2 separate regions of the Homo sapiens genome follow, and region 2 is linked to region 1. A link is a loop called in an ENCODE intact Hi-C map of the cell type or tissue named here. Cell type or tissue: CD4-positive, alpha-beta T cell. All regions are shown on one strand.

Region 1 (8,000 bases):
GGAGCTGAATCCATTCAGAAGGTATGGAGACAGTTGATGGGAACTTGCCTGGTGAATGCCCAGAGTTTAGAGATGGAAGGGAGGACCAAGGAAGGCTCATGACTTTCTGCCTGTGCTGCCATCTCCTGACACATTTTCTCCAGTTCTTCCATGTTCTTTTTTTTTTTTTTTTTTTTTTGAGACAGAGTCTCACTCTATCACCCAGGCTGGAGTGTACTGGCGCCATCTCGGCCTCACTACAACCTCCGCCTCCCAGGTTCAAGGGATTCTCCTGCCTCAGCCTCCCAAGTAGCTGAGATTACAAGCGCCTGCTACCACATCCAGCTCATTTTTTGTATTTTTAGTAGAGGTGGGGTTTCCATGTTGGCCAGGCTGATCTTGAACTCCTGACCTCAGGTGATCCGCCCGCCTCGGTCTCCCAAAGTGCTGGGATTCCAGGTGTGAGCCATCGTGTCCGGCCTTCCAGTTCTTCCATTCTACTTGCACCTTCCAAATGGAGTTCCAGGGAGTGCAGGCTCTGCCTTCATCCATTTTTTTTTGTTTTACTATTTTTTTTCTTGTTGTTGAGATATGATTCACATACCATAAAATGTGTGCTTTTAAAGTGTCCAATTCAGTGGTTTTTAGTATATTCACAAAGTTGTGCAGCCATTGCCACTATCTAATTCCAGAACATTTTCCTCACCCCGAAATGAAACTCACAATTCTTTGGCCTCAGATAGCCTCTGTTCTCCTTTGTTTCTATGGATTTGCCTATTCAGGACATATTTTGTAACTAGAATTGTCAAATATGTGTCATTTTGTGGCTGTCTTATTTCACTTAGCATGTTTTTGAGGTTTATCCATGTTGTAGCTTGTACAAACCTCATTCTTTTTTTGTTTTTTGTTTTTTATGAGACAGAGTCCCTGTTGCCCAGGCTGGAGTGCAGTGGCACGATCTCGGCTCACTGCAACCTCTGCCTCCCAGGTTCAAGCGATTCTCCTGCCTCAGCCTCCCAAGTAGCTGGGATTACAGGCACCTGCCACCACACCTGGCTAATTTTTGTATTTTTAGTAGAGACAGGGTGTCACCATGTTGGCCAGGCTGGTCTTGAACTTCTGACCTCAGATGATCCGCCCACCTCAGCCTCCCAAAGTGCTGGGATTACAGGCATGAGCCACCGCACCCGGACCCTCGTTCTTTTGTAAGGCTACTTTTCCGTTGGATGGCTCTGCTGCTTTTTGTCCATTCATCAGTTGGACATGTGGGTTGTTTCCACTTCGTGATTATTATGACTGATGCAGTGAGCGTTTATGTACAAGTTGTCGTGTGAACACGTTTTCAGTTTTCTTGGGTATGTGCCTAGGAGTGCAATTGCTGGATTGTGTGGGAACTGTCAAAATTTTTGAGGAACTGCCAAACTGCTTCCTACAGCAGCTGTACCATCTTACATTCCCACGAGTAATGTGCGAAGCTTCCAATTTCTCCACATCTTCACCAACACTTATTTTATATTTTTAAAGTTAGGCATCTTAGCGGATGTGAAGTGGTATCTCACTGTGGTTTTGATTTGCATTTCCCTGATGACTGATGACATTGGACATATTTTCATGCATTTAATGACTATTTGTCTATCTTCTTTGGAAAAATGTCTATTCGGAGTCTATGCATATCTGAAAGTTGGGTCATCTGTCTTTGTACTGAGGAGTAAATGTTGCTGCTGTGCTCTGGATACTACACCCTCAACAAACACAGGATGCGCAAATGCTCTATGCTGTTCTGTGGGCTGTCTGCACTTTCTTTGCAGTGTCCATTGAAACACAAAAGTTTTACATTTTGATGAAGTCTAATTCTTTGCTTATTTGTGCTTTTGGTGTTATATCTAAGAAACCATTTTCTAATCCAGGGTCACAAAAATTTACACCTATTTGTACTTCTAAAGTCTGATAGTTTTTTAAAAAAATATATGAAATGCTTTATGAATTTGCATGTCATCTTTGCACAGGGGCCATGCGATCTTCTCCCTGTCTTTCCAATTTTTAGTATATGTGCTGCCGAAGCCAGCGCAGAGTCTTAGAGTTTTAACTCCTACTTTTAGGGCTATGCTCCACTTTAGTTAATTTTTGCATCTAGTGCAAGGTAAACATTCTTTTGCATGTTGATAGTCTCTCGTCCCAGCATTATTTGTTGAAAAGACAGTTCTCTCCCATTGAATGGTCTGGACACCCTTATTGAAAATCAGTTGACTGTAGATATATAAATCTATTTCTGGACTCTGTGTTCAATTTCATTGATCTACATGTCTGTCCTTATGCCGGTGCTACACTGGCGTAATTACTGTAGCTTTAGGAAGTTTCGTGTTTTTTGTTTATTTTTTGTCTTTTAGTAAGTTTTGAAATGGGAAATATGAGTTCTCCAGCTTTGTCCTTTCTCAAGAGTATTTTGGCTATTCAGGGTCCTTTGAATTTCCATGTGACTCTTTTTTTTTTTTTTTTTTTGAGGTGGAGTCTTGCACTGTCACCTAGGCTGGAGTGCAGTGGTGTGGTCTCGGTTCACCACAACCTCCGCCTCCCATGTTCAAGTGATTCTCCTGCCTCAGCCTCCAATGTAGCTGGAATTACAGGCACCTGCCACCACACCCAGCTGATTTCGTATTTTTAGTAGAGATGGGGTTTCACCATGTTGGCCAGACGGGTCTCGAACTCCCGACCTCAGGTGATCTGCCCGCCTCAGCCTCCCAAAGTGCTGGGATTACAGGCATGAGCCACTGTGCCTGGCCACCATATGAATTATCTAATCAACTTGTCTGTGTCTACAAAAAAGGCTGTTGAAATTTTGGTAGGGTTGCATGAATATGTTGACCAGTTAGGAAAATATTACCATCTTAATATTGTCTTCCAATTAATGAACATGAGATATTTTTCCATTTTATTTGAATCATCTTTAATTTCTTTCAACAACCATTTTGTAGTTTTCAGTGTGCAAGTCTTTCAGTTGTTTTAAGTTTATTGCTACTTACTGTATTCTTTTTGATGCTATTGTAAATGGAGTTGTTTTCTTAATTTCATTTTTGGGTAGTTCGTTGCTAGAGCATAGAAATATACCTGACTTTTGGCCGGGCATGGTGGCTCACGCCTGTAATCCCAACACTTTGGGAGGCTGAGGCAGGTGGATCACGAGGTCAGGAGATCGAGACCATCCTGGCCAAAATGGTCATATTAAAATATGAAAAAATTAGCCGGGCATGGTGGTGCACACCTGTAGTCCCAGCTACTCAGAAGGCGGAGGTTGCAGTGAGCTGAGATCACTCCAGCCTGGCGACAGAACAAGACTCCGTCTGAAAAAAGAAGAAAAAAGAAATATACCTGACTTCTTATGTTGATCTTGTGTCTTGCAACCTGTAACAGCCGATTTTTAGCTCTGATAGTTTTTGCGTGTGGATTCTTTAGGGTTTTGTACATAAGACTGTTACTCCTCTTGACCATCTGCCTTCCCTCTCCACAGGCCCTATTGCTTCTGCGCCGGCGATCAGCACCCCCTGAAGAGCAGCACCTGGTGGAGGCCGCCAAGCTTCCTGTTCTCCTGAACCTGTCCTTTACATACCTGAAGCTAGACCGACCCACCATAGCCCTGTGCTATGGAGAGCAGGCTTTGATCATTGACCAAAAGAATGCCAAGGCCCTCTTCAGGTGTGGACAGGTGAGTTGGAAGCCAGTGACTTGGGAATAAACACCCAGGAAAAGGTAGTAGCAGTGCTCAACTCAGCTACTGCAAAAATGCTGTCTTTTTTTTTTTTTTTTTTTTTTTTAGACAGAGTTTTGCTCTTGTTGCCCAGGATGGAGTGCAGTGGCGCAAATTCGGCTCGCTGCAACCTCCGCTTCCTGGCTTCAAGCAATTTTCCTGCCTCAGCCTCTCAAGTAGCTGGGATTACAGGCATGCGCCATCACACCCAGCTAATTTTTGTAGTTTTAGTAGAGATAGGGTTTTGCCGTGTTGGCCAGGCTGGTCTGGAATCCCTGACCTCAGTTGATCCGCCCGCCTTGGCCTCCCAAAGTGCTGGGATTACAGGCATGAGCCACCGTGCCCAGCCAAATGATATCTTTTCTAACTGTGCTTTTAAAGTTCTCTCCTTGGGACAGGCTTGTCTTCTCCTGACTGAGTATCAAAAGGCCCGGGATTTTCTAGTTCGAGCCCAGAAGGAGCAACCCTTCAATCATGACATCAATAATGAGCTGAAGAAACTGGCTAGGTGAGCTGTGTTTGCAGGAGCATGAAGAGAGATGGGTGGGGTTGTGACTCTGGTCTGTCCCCCCACCCCCCCCAACAAAGGACAGTCTGGCGGTGTTGCCCAGAGTGTTAGGAGGCCGCCCCCTCTACAGCTGGGTTTCTGAAGTGCTCGGCCGTGCGCTGCACCAGCAGTTCCCAGCAAGCAGGTGAGACAGACTGCCAGACTATACATCTCCATCATCGCCCACCTTTCTGTTTCCCCTACCGCAAATAAACAACCCCTAGAGAGGTGGGAGGGTGTCACTTTTTTTTTTTTTTTTTGAGATGGAGTCCCTCTCTGTCACCTAGGCTATAGGGCAATGGCATGATCTCGGCTCACTGCAACCTCCGCGTCCCGAGTTCAGACGATTCTCCTGTCTCAGCCTCCAAGGTAGCTGGGATTACAGGCGTGTACCACCACATCTGGCTAATTGTTTTTGTATTTTAGTTGAGACAGGGTTTCACCGTGTTGACCAGGCTGGTCTCAAACTCCTGACCTCAGGTGATCCCCCCACCTCGTCCTTCCAAAGTGCTGGGATTACAGGCACAAGCCACCACAACTGGCCCCGGTGTCACTTAAAAAGAGTCTTCTGGTGCGCTCTTCCCTGCGTGCTCCACCAAGAACCACTGCTCCTAACCAAGTGCAGAAAGGCCCCTCGTAGGTCCTCATGTGACCAGAAACAGGCGTTTCGGGTCTGACTCATACCCATGGATTGACCTCCTTGTTACCCACGTGACTAAGCACACCAGTCTTTTAGTGATGTAATTTTTTCTCATTATAGAAGTTTTGTGTCCATTGTAGAAAACCTTGAAAATGTCTACCTATAAATAGGAGTCCCCCATAACTCCATCACTTGGTAATAGGTCCATGGTTTTTAAGGTATATCTTCTTCTGTAATGGTGAAATTCTCTACTTGTCTTAATATTAAACATTCGGTCCAGATTGCTAGTTAAAGCTTGCTTGGCATTAGTGTCTGAGATGTGAGTATCTCTTAGGTTACATTTCAAGCCTTTTAGGACTTGCCAGCAATTTCCTTTCTGGTATTTAAAAGTATCCTGTCAGATCTGGTCATTCTTTAGTGAGAAAATCAGGAGAGGTTAGAGGCTGCTGAGGGTGAGGGGTCGTTTGGCGAGACTCAGCCCGGAGCCTGGTGGCCAGAGGCACCTGCCCTTCAAGGCAGCTGTCCTTTCCAGTTAGGGGGTTTTGTCCAGGGGCTTGGCTCCTTGGCCAGCTGTGGGAGCCTTCCCTGCCTCCCCACCTCTCCAGCTTACTTCCATCCCTCCCAACTCAGTTTGAGTCCTGATAAATTTTCAGTGTTTCTGGATGTGAGTGGAGAATTCCAGCCACCAGATGTCACCTCCTCCAAACACAGACCTCCTCTAACAAGTGTGTATTTCCCTCTCCAGCTGTTACAGGGACTATGTGGATAAAGAGAAAGAAATGTGGCACCGCATGTTCGCGCCCTGTGGCGATGGTTCTACAGCAGGAGAAAGTTGAAGGTAATCAAAGGGCCAGGGTGGCACACAGGCTTCCGGATGGAGAAGCGTGCTGCTCTCCTCCACCCCCAAGTGAATGGTGGCTGTCTGCAGCTGAGGGTGGACGAGGGGTAGACAAGTTCCTTGCTGTAAAGAACAACACAACGGTAGTGCAGGATGCACGTGCTGCACGCCTACCTTTCCCGTGAGAAGAAAGTTCGCCCAGACCTGTGGGTTAAATGTATAGGTTCAGGGGGCCTTGAGCTATTTATTTATTTATTTGTTTGTTTGTTTGTTTGAGGCAGAGTCTCACTCTGTTGCCCAGGCTGGAGTGCAGTGGTGCGATCTCAGCTCACTGCAAGCTCCGCCTCCCAGGTTCAAGCGATTCTTCTGCCTCAGCCTCCTGAGTAGCCGAGATTACAGCTGTGAGCCGTGGCGCTCAGCCTAAATTTATTTTTTAAAAAACCTTTTTTTTTCATGTTTTATGTGAAACTCTCCTTGCAGTTGCTTGGAACATGAGACTGAGTAGAGTCATGAATGTGATGGTTGATAGAGCTGGGCTTTGACGTGTCAAGCTTCTGTTCATCTTCTTTCTCCTGAGAACTCGAAAGCCTCCAACTTGACTGTGTCTCTAACACATTACTAAAGCAGACAAGATCGCAGGGTGGGGATGGGCTGTGGCTCTTAAATTCTACTTTCTATTAGACTTAGAGATTTGAAGATGCTGAAAGCAACAGGGAGCGGAATATAGCATTCCTCCCAAGATCACACCTAGTAATTTTGCAGGCACAGGGCGGGAGTTCCCAAGCACATGAGATAACCCTCCAGTCTGAACCCTCCAGTCTGGTCTACTATTTAATAAAATTAATGGAAACAAAATCACCTGCCTGAAACACCTGCTTAGCTGCACAGATAACTCTGCTCTCTCGGAGAAGTCAAACAAGGAACAACAAGAAAACAGCTGCTGAACGGGCTCATGGTGATAAATCTCTCCTTTGTTGCTTCCTCCATCTCCCTACAAAAGGGGCTTGAGAGGAGGAGGCAGTGAAAAGGCCTATTCATCCCCGACATTTTCATAGCGGTCCATAAACTGCTGCTATCTGCACTTTCAGATGCGCCCACCAGCATCACAGGTAAATGTTGCCTTCGTCACTGATGCTGGCCATGTGAACCCTGGCCTTCAGGTCTTTCAGTGGCCTTTGGAGTACATATTTGCAGGTCTTCAGAACTGAGATGTGAGCCAGAGGACTTCCCTTGTTTGGTCACTTCTAGTATCCAGTAAAAATGAAGGGCAGTGACTGTTTGCCAAACATTTTGGACTGTGACCCCACAAGTCCTGTCATGAATGAAGACCCAGGTCTGCCAGGGTCCATCCCAGACAAGGGCTTGGGCAGCCCAGCTGGGCAGCAGTTTTCCTCGCCATCATGTTTGCTTCCCAGCCTTTTCAGTCTGTAGGACTGGAGGCTGCTGATCTTCAGATGCTTTCCCCCAGATTTCCAACTCCAGCATTTATCTTACCATCAGCAATGACTGTATTTGTGTTCTAAAGTAGCCACCACTGTCATATTGCCACTGCTGTCACAGTTGTGATAAGTTTTAGCTTTTGTGTCTTTGCTCTCCCTGCTCCCCTTTTTTTCTGTAGTATTTGAGGCCTAGTCATTTAAAAGAAGCTAAAAATCCAGTCATCTTGACAACCTAGTTGTCACTAACCAGGACAATTTTTTTTTTTTTAAGGGTCTCCCTCTGTCACCCAGGCTGGAGTGCAATGGCACAATCTTGGCTCACTGCAGCCTCTGCCTCCCAGATTCAAGTGATCCTCCTGCCTCAGCCTCCCGAGTAGCTGGGACTGCAGGTGTGAGCCACCACGCCTGGCTAATTTTTGTATTTTTAGTAGAGACAGGGTTTCACCATATTGGTCAGGCTGGTCTCAAACTCCTGACCTCAGGTGGTCCTCCCGCCTTGGCCTCCCAAAGTGCTGGGATTACAGGCCTGAGCCACTGCACCTGGCTTAGGACAATTTTAACTTTTGTTCTTTTCATCTTAGATGTTAGATACCACTGACTTGTAAGATTACTTCTGGAGGAATGAGTGTTCTCTTAAGTATTAGTTATGTGCTCTAAGCCTCTGACTATAGTAGACAGTATGCCTTTTCCATCTTTGCATTTTCTAGCTTCTGGAGCCATGCCAGGTGCACGATTGGTGCTCAGGAAATGTTGGTTGGACTAAGTGTGAAATAGCCGAAGCAACAGACCAGCCTCTAATAAAACATCCTCCAGGC
Region 2 (8,000 bases), 70 kb after region 1:
CGGGTCACTTGAGGTCAGGAATTCGAGACCAGCCTGACCGACATGGTGAAACCCCCTCTCTACTAAAAATACAAAAATTAGCTGGGCCTGGTGGCCAGTACCTGTAATCCCAGCTACCTCAGAGGCTGAGGCAGGAGAATCACTTCAACCTGGGAGGCAGATGTTGCAATGAGCCGAGATTACGCCACTGCACTCCAGCCTGGCAACAGAGCGAGACTCTGTCTCCAAAAAAAAAAAAAAAAAAAAAAAAAAATATATATATATATATACACATATGTACACATATATATAATGAAAGAAAAGAAAAAGGAGCAGCGGGGTGGGCAGTGGGGGGGTTGGCGGGGGGTTCACCATGTTAGCCAGGCTGGTCTCGAACTCCTGACCTCAGGAGATCCACCTGCCTCGGCCTCTCAAAGTGCTGGGATTACAGGCATGAGCCACCGCGCCTGGCCGAACAAGTTATTGTTGAAATAAAAATGAAAAATTCAAATCCTCAAGGAATTTGAAGATCTCTCCAAATGCATTTTCACGTCCCTGTTTTGAGAGCCATCCCTGGGAAATCACCCCCGCCCACACACAGCAAGACCCCAGAGTCCAGGACCACCTCACTGTGTAACGTCCAGAACAGAGCAAGCACTTGGTAAATGCTAACGGGTGATTAAGTGAAGGAAGGAAAGATCTGGAGTACAAGCAGGGGATGAAGACACATGCAAAACATTGGTTCAGAAGGTGCCCCTTCCCACAGTGGAGTGGAGGAATCTCCAAGGCAGGGGTCCATGGTCCCCAGCTGGTCCCTGACTTGTTAGGAATCGGGTTATGCAGCAGGAGGTGAGTGGCAGGTGAGGGAGCATTACCGCCGGAGCTCCATCTCCTGTCAGATCAGCGGTGGCATTAGATTCTCACCGGAGCGTGAACTCTATTGTGAACTGCGCACGTGAGGGATCTAGGTTGCATGTTCCTAATGAGAATCTAATGCCTGATGATCTGACATGGAACAGTTTCATCCCCAGACCATCTGGCTAACTCCTACCCCCAACCCCACCCCCATTCGTTGAAAAATTGTCTTTTTTGAAACTGGTCCCTGGTGTCAAAAAGGTTGGGGTGGCTGGGCGCAGTGGCTCATGCCTGTAATCCCAGCACTTTGGGAGGCTGAGGTAGGTAGATCACTTGAGGTCAGGAGTTCAAGATTAGCCTGGCCAATATGGCGAAACCCTGCCTCTACTAAAAATACAAAAATTGGCTGGGCGCAGTGGCTCACGCTTGTAATCCCAGCGTGATTACTTTGGGAGGCCGAAGCAGGTGGATCACGAGGTCAGGAGATCGAGACCATCCTGGCTAACACGGTGAAGCCCTGTCTCTACTGAAAATATAAAAAATTAGCCAGGCGTCATGGCGTGGGCCTGTAGTCCCAGCTACTCGGGAGGCTGAGGTAGGAGAATGGCGTGAACCCGGGAGGCGGAGCTTGCAGTGAGCCGAGATCGCGCCACTGCACTCCAGCCTGGGAGACAGCAAGACTCCATCTCAAAATAAAAAATAATAATAATAATAATAAAATTAGCTGGGCGTGGTGGCACATGCCTGTAATTCCGGCTACTCAGGAGGCTGAGGCAGGAGAATCACTTGAACCTCAGAGGCAGAGGTTGCAGTTACTTGAGACTGCGCCACTGCACTCCAGCCTAGGCAAGACAGCAAGACTCTATCTAAAAAAGAAAAAGAAAAAAAAAAAAACTGGGGACCACTGTTCTAAGGGATAGAGGACAGGGAGGTGGAAGAAAGAAAGGGAGAAGTGTGAGGGGCGTTTTGTCTGCCCTGAGCTCTCTCATACCCACAGCCCAGGGCAGGCAGGGCTGGGTTTGGAGGGTAGAATGGTCTGGGCAGAGGTCAGTCTGAAACTTCAGCCCTGGAGGGAGCTGGAGCTGGGGCTTTATCTTGCTCTCTTTCTTTATTTTAACTTATTCTTGTCTTTATTAGTTTTATAGAGATAGGGTCTCACTATGTTGCCCAGGCTGGTCTTGAACTCCTGGGCTCAGGAAATCCTTTCACCTCGGCCTCCCAAAGTGCTGTGATTACAGGTATGAGCCACTGCACCCAGCTCTTTCCTCCTTTTAAAAACAAGAAACCTGGCCAGGCACGGTGGCTCATGCCTGTAACCTCAATACCTTGGGAAGCTGAGGCAGGCTGATCACTTGAGGCCAGGAGTTTGAGACCTGCCTGGCCAACATGGTGAAACCCTGTCTCTACTAAAAATTCAAAAATTAGCTGGGCATAGTGGCACACGCCTGTAATCACAGCTACTCGGGAGGCTGAGGCAGAAGAATCGCTTGAATCCAGGAGGTGGAGATTGCAGTGAGTCAGGGTCATGCCACTGCACTCCAGCCTGGGTGACAGAGTGAGACCCTGTCTCAAAAAAAAAAAAAGAAAGAAAGAAAGCCTGAGTCACAGGGAGAGGCTTCTCCCCAGCCCCTGGGAAGCCGAAGAAGCCCTGGCCAGGCCGGCTCCCAAACTCACGGGTCCTGCTAGGCACCTGCTGTCACTCTCACTACCGACCTGGGAGAAGGCAATGGCCCATTTATGACACTGGAGGCGAGGGCCATGCACCCCCTAAGCAGGCAGCACCTCTGGAGCCATTCTGCAGCTGGAGGTTCATTTCCTTCCTGATGTCATAGTGCTCCAAGGTGGCACAGCCAGGACGGGAGCCTAGGGAATTGTCATCCACCCTGGAGCACTTTCCGTCTCTCAGCGGCTGTCCCAGCCCTGCACTCAGGCAATTCCTGCGGGAATCGGTGGCCCCTGGGCGTCCTGGATGGGGAACCACAGCCCCTGAGGCAGAGCGGCACAAACCCTCCAGTGGATCCCGTTCTCTTCTCCCAGGGATCAATGAAGCCCAGGGTGTGGGGGCTCAGCCTTGGTGTCCCGGCCCCTGTGGTCACACAGCAGCTATTGCTATGGGGTTGGGATGCAGGGAGGAAAAGCCCAGCGTCCCCCTTTCCACCCCAGGCCCCAACTTCTCTGTATTTGTTTATTTACCTTGGAAAAAGCCCCACAGCCCAGGCAGGAAATGGGCCAATTCCAGGAGGCCGGGCCGGGGAACAAGGAGCTACATTGTGCTCGGGCGGTGGCTCCCCACCCGGGCCTGCCAGGAGCCCAGAGGTGGGGGGGTCTGCATGGGGACCGGGCGGGAAGGAGGCGTGGGGCTGAGGGGCTGCCAGTACTCCCAACCAGCCAGCGTGTGAAAAGGCTTCTGTGCAGGGGGTGGGATGGGGGCTGTGGCTCCCCGTCCCACCTGGGAATGAACAGAGGCTGGGCAGTGGGGGAGGCAGACGCTGGGCTGGGGCTGGACCCCGGTCTTGACCCAGGGCCCACCTGGCACTGATCTGCCTGCCCAAGGCAGACCCTGGCCTGGGAACCCCATCTCCTTGGGCTGAGATCCCACCCTGTGGCTGGAGAATGTTCCCGCCCTCGGCCTCCCTTCTGGGGTCTCAACTCCTGCCAGGCAGCTGGCCTGACCTCAGACTGCCCCTAGCCCAAGGCTGGGGGCTGGAGAGCCCTGTGGTCAGAGCCCTCCCCTCCATGCCCAAGCCCAGGCTGGCACTGGGGCTGATGTCATCATGGGGGCGGCTTGAGGAGGGCTGAGCTCTCCCTGACCCTAGACTCTTCTTTACTAACAGGCTAGTGTCCATATGGATGGATCATTCATTCACTCATTCGTTTATTTAATACACTCCCTGTCTGTTCGACGCACACTCCCCTTCTCTCCACTTCTGGCCCCGTTTCCTCTAATCCTTCATTCCTTGGTTCCCAGAGGGTTAAATGTAGATCGATATGTCACCTCTGGCTCCAAAGGTCTCTGAAGGGCCAGGTGTGGTGGCTCAAGTCTGTAATCCTAGCACTTTGGGAGACCGAGGTGGGTGGATCACCTGAGGTCAGGAGTTCGAGACCAGCCTGGCCAACAAGGTGAAACTCCGTCTCTACTAAAAACACAAAAATTAGCCGGACTTGGTGGTGGGAGCCTGTAATCCCAGCTACTCAGGAGGCTGAGGCAGGAGAATCACTTGAACCTGGGAGGCAGAGGTTGCAGTGAGCTGAGATCACACCACTGCACTCCAGCCTGGGCAACAAGAGGGAAACAAAAAAACAAAAAACAAAACAAACAAAAATAAATAATTAAAAAATAAGGGTCTCTGAAGACTTCCTGCTACTTTCTGGGTCCATGCCCCTCCTCTTCATCCTCCACGTCCCACCGGGCTCTTCAGGCCCCAGCCTAGATAACACCAGGCTAGATTTTGATCTCCCAGGGACTGGGTGTCGGGAGGGAAAGGCGGGGGGAGTGTCAGAGAGGGGATGGATTTCTCCCACCCACACTCGGGGAGGCCTCCGGATGGATGTGTCCTTCCATCTGATGGACCTCAGGATTGGGAGAAAGATCGGGGACAAGAGACGGGCACAACAGTCACCTGGTTTCTTTTTCTTCCTTTATTTTTTGAGACTGAGTCTCGCTGTATCACCTAGGCTAGAGTGCAGTGACACGATCTTGGCTCACTGCAACCTCCACTTCCCAGGTTCAAGTGATTCTCCTGCCTTAGCCTTCCGAGTATATGGGATTACAGGCGTGTGCTGCCATGCCCGACTAATTTTTGGATTTTAGTAGAGATAGGGTTTTGCCATGTTGGCCAGGCTGGTCTTGAACTCCTGACCTCAAGTGATCTGCCCACCTTGGCCTCCCAACGTGTTGGGATTACAGGTGTGAGCCACTGTGCCCGGCCACATGGTTTCTTCCATGACAGCTCCCTCTCTGCTGAAATAGCATTTCCCACCCCCACCCATGGCATCACTCTCCTGCTGCCATCTTCATCAAAGACTGATGTCACCTGGCATGTTTTTAGGTTTTTTTCTGGTGGCTTTTATTTTTTTAATTTTAGAGATGAGGTCTCACTATGTTGCCCAGCCTGGTCTCAAACTCCTAAGCTCAAGGGATCCACCTGCCTCTACCTCCCAAAGTGCTGGGGTTACAGGCATGCACCACCATGCCCAGACCACATTGCATGCATTTTATTTAAATTTTTTTTTTTTTAAGACGGAGTCTCATTCTGTCACCCAGGCTGAAGTGTAGTGGCGCAATCTTGGCTCACTGCAATCCCAGGTTCAAGCAATTCTCCTGCCTCAGCCTCCTGAGTAGCTGGGATTACAGGCGTGAGCCACTGCACCCGGCCTTTATTTAAGGTTTCTCTCCTTAACCATTACACCTGTAATCCCAGCCCTTTGGGAGGCCGAGGCGGGCAGATCACCTGAGTTCAGGTGTTGAAAACCAGCCAGGCCAACATGGTGACACCGCATCTCTACTAAAAATACAAAAATTAGCCAGGCGTGGTGGCAGGCACCTGTAGTCCCAGCTACTCAGGAGGCTGAGGCAGGAGCATTGCTTGAACCTGGGAGGTGGAGGTTGCAGTAAGCCAAGATCGCACCACTGCACTCCAGCCTGGGCAGCGGAGTAAGACTCTGTCTCAAAAAAAAAGGGGGGGGGGCGCCGGATGCTGGCAGAGACACTGTTTTTCCCTAATTGACCCATTTGGTCCTAACATTGACCGTATTTTACAGCTACTATCATTTACAGATAAGGAAACTGGGCCAATGAGGAGGTGAGAAATCGCTCAAGGCTGCCAGGTACAGTGGCTCATCCCTGTAATCCCAGCACTTTGGGAGGCCAAGGGAGGAGGATTAATTGAGGCCAGGAGTTTGAGACCAGCCTAGGCAACATAATGAGACTCTGTCTCTACAAAAAATTTAAAAATTAGTGGGGTGTGGTGATGCATGTGTAGTCCCAGCTACTCCGGAGGCTGAGGTGGGAGGATCGCTTGATCCCAGGTGTCTGAGACAGTAGTGAGCTATGATTGCACCACTGCACTACAACCTCGGTGATGCAATGAGATGCTGTCTCAAAAAAAAACACACACACACACAAAACAACAAAAAAACAAATTGTTCAAGGCAAGCCTGGTGTGTCAAGCCCTTGTTCTGAGCACTTGGCTTATATTATCTCCCTTAATCCTTCCCACCACCCCATGTGCTAGATACTGGGATTAATTTAGTTGAGCTGTAATACATCAATACTGTGTGAAATGCTATGCAACATCTAAAAGGAAGACAGGTGGAGCTTTTATTTATTTTTTATTTTATTTATTTTTTGAGACACAGTCTCGCTGCATTACCCAGCCTGGAGTGCAGTGGCACAATCACAGCTCACTGTAGCCTCAACCTCCTGGGTTCAAACAATCCTCCCACCTCAGCCTCTCAAGTAGCTGGGACTACAGGCTTACACCACCATGCCTGGCTAATTTTTTTTTTTTTTTTTTTTTTTTTTTAGAGATGGTGTTTTGCTAACTTGCCCACGCTGATCTCAAACTCCTTTTTTTTTTTGGCTTTGGAATGGTCTGGAACTCCTGCGCTCAAGTGATCCTCCCACCTTGGCCTCCCAAAGGCCTGGGATTACAGGTATGAGCCACCGCACCAAGCCCAGGTTGAGCTTTTAAGGTATTAAAGATCCACTAGGTGAAAAAATAGAGTGAATGATACATATGCCATTTAAGGGAAGCACAGGAAAACTCCTATTTTGTTTATATGTGAATAGAGGCACATAGATGCCTAGAAAAGTGTCTGGGAGGAAATGAAACCAGATTGGCCACAAAAATCACCTCTGGAAAAAGGAAAAGAATGGGGACTTTCACTTTTTGCTTCATATGTTTCATGTACCTTTTTTTTTTTTTTTGAGATGGAGTTTCACTCTTGTTGCCCAGGCTGGGGTGCAGTGGTGCGATCTCAGCTCACTGCAACCTCCGCCTCCTAGGTTCAAGCGATTCTCCTGCCTCAGCCTCCCGAGTAGCTGGGATTACAGGCATGTGCCACCACGCCCGGCTAATTTTTTGTGTTTTTAGTAGAGACAGGGTTTCTCTATGTTGGTCAGGCTGGCCTTGAACTCCCAATCTCAGGTGATCCGCCCGCCTTGGCCCCCCAAAGTGCTGGGATTACAGGCGTGAGCCACTGTGCCCGGCTGTATTCAATACTTTCTTTTCCATTGCACAAGAACAGAATGCTAGGGAGGGGAAGAACAAATAGCCCTTCAATTTTCTAAAATTTATTTTTTGTAGAGATGGGATCTTGCTATGGTGCCCAGACTGATCTTTAACTCCTGGCCTCAAGCAATCCTCCCACCTTGGCCTCCCAAAGTGCTGGGATTACAGGTGTGAGCCACCGCGCCCGGCCGCTTTTTCTTTTTAAAAAGTAAAATATAACAGAGAAAACTGCACAAAACAGAAGTGTTCAAATTATTTTTTTTTTTTTGAGACAGGGTCTTGCCCTGTTGCCCAGGCTGGAGTGCAGTGGCTCATTCATAGCTCACTGCAGCCTCAAACTCCTGGGTACAAGCGATCCTCCCACCCTAGCCTCCTGAGTGGCTGGAAGGCCAAGGGAGGATCGCTTGAGCCCAGGAGTTTGAGGCTGTGCCACCACGTGCAACTAGTTTTTTTTTTTTTTTTTTTAATTTTTTTAGAAACAGGGTTTCGCTATGTCACCCAGGCTGGTCTCAAACTCACGGGCTCAAGCAATCCTCCCATCTTTGGCCTCCCAAAGTACTGGGACTACAAACATGAGCCATCTTGCCCAGCCCCTAGAACGTGTTATCAAATAAACACCGATGCAACCCTCACTCAGCCGAGAAGTAAAATATTGCCAGCCAATCCCTAGATGCTTCTGCTTGCCGCTTCCCAATCCTAACCAATGCCTTCTCCTGACAATTATGATGGTCATGTCTTTGCATTTCTCTAATGTTTCCCATCATGATCAAACTAGTTTTGTTTTGCCTGTGTCCAAACTTTGCATAAATGAGCAGCATGTGTCTGGTGGACCTGGCTTCTTCCACTCAACATTATGATAAGAAGATTGACCATTTGGTGCCCATAGCTATTGCTCTTGCATTTTCATTGCTCTATAGATTCTTACTCAACATA

Evidence for each region. Peaks named below come from ENCODE experiments on the same cell type or tissue, not always from the same donor. Only the 100,000 strongest peaks of a DNase experiment are listed, where the experiment ranks them.
Region 2: it touches region 1 in a loop (4-fold over the local background); 3 of 110 quality-filtered maps call a loop at or near these places.

The regions. Positions count from the first base shown.
Region 1 is chr7:73,337,154-73,345,153 of GRCh38, forward strand. It overlaps FKBP6 (FKBP prolyl isomerase family member 6 (inactive)), which reads left to right. Exons shown (of 9, transcript NM_003602.5): 6 at 3,485-3,679; 7 at 4,120-4,229; 8 at 5,654-5,746. The coding sequence ends at 5,744. It also overlaps the pseudogene RNU6-1080P. Among named protein-coding and RNA genes, the nearest start is that of FKBP6, 13 kb to the left of the region's middle. RefSeq lists an enhancer at 4,962-5,906. In CD4-positive, alpha-beta T cell, no CTCF peak of the experiment used is centred here; a DNase peak (open chromatin) is centred at 4,938.
Region 2 is chr7:73,407,585-73,415,584 of GRCh38, forward strand. No RefSeq gene overlaps it. Among named protein-coding and RNA genes, the nearest start is that of FZD9, 22 kb to the right of the region's middle. In CD4-positive, alpha-beta T cell, no CTCF peak of the experiment used is centred here; no DNase peak of the experiment used is centred here.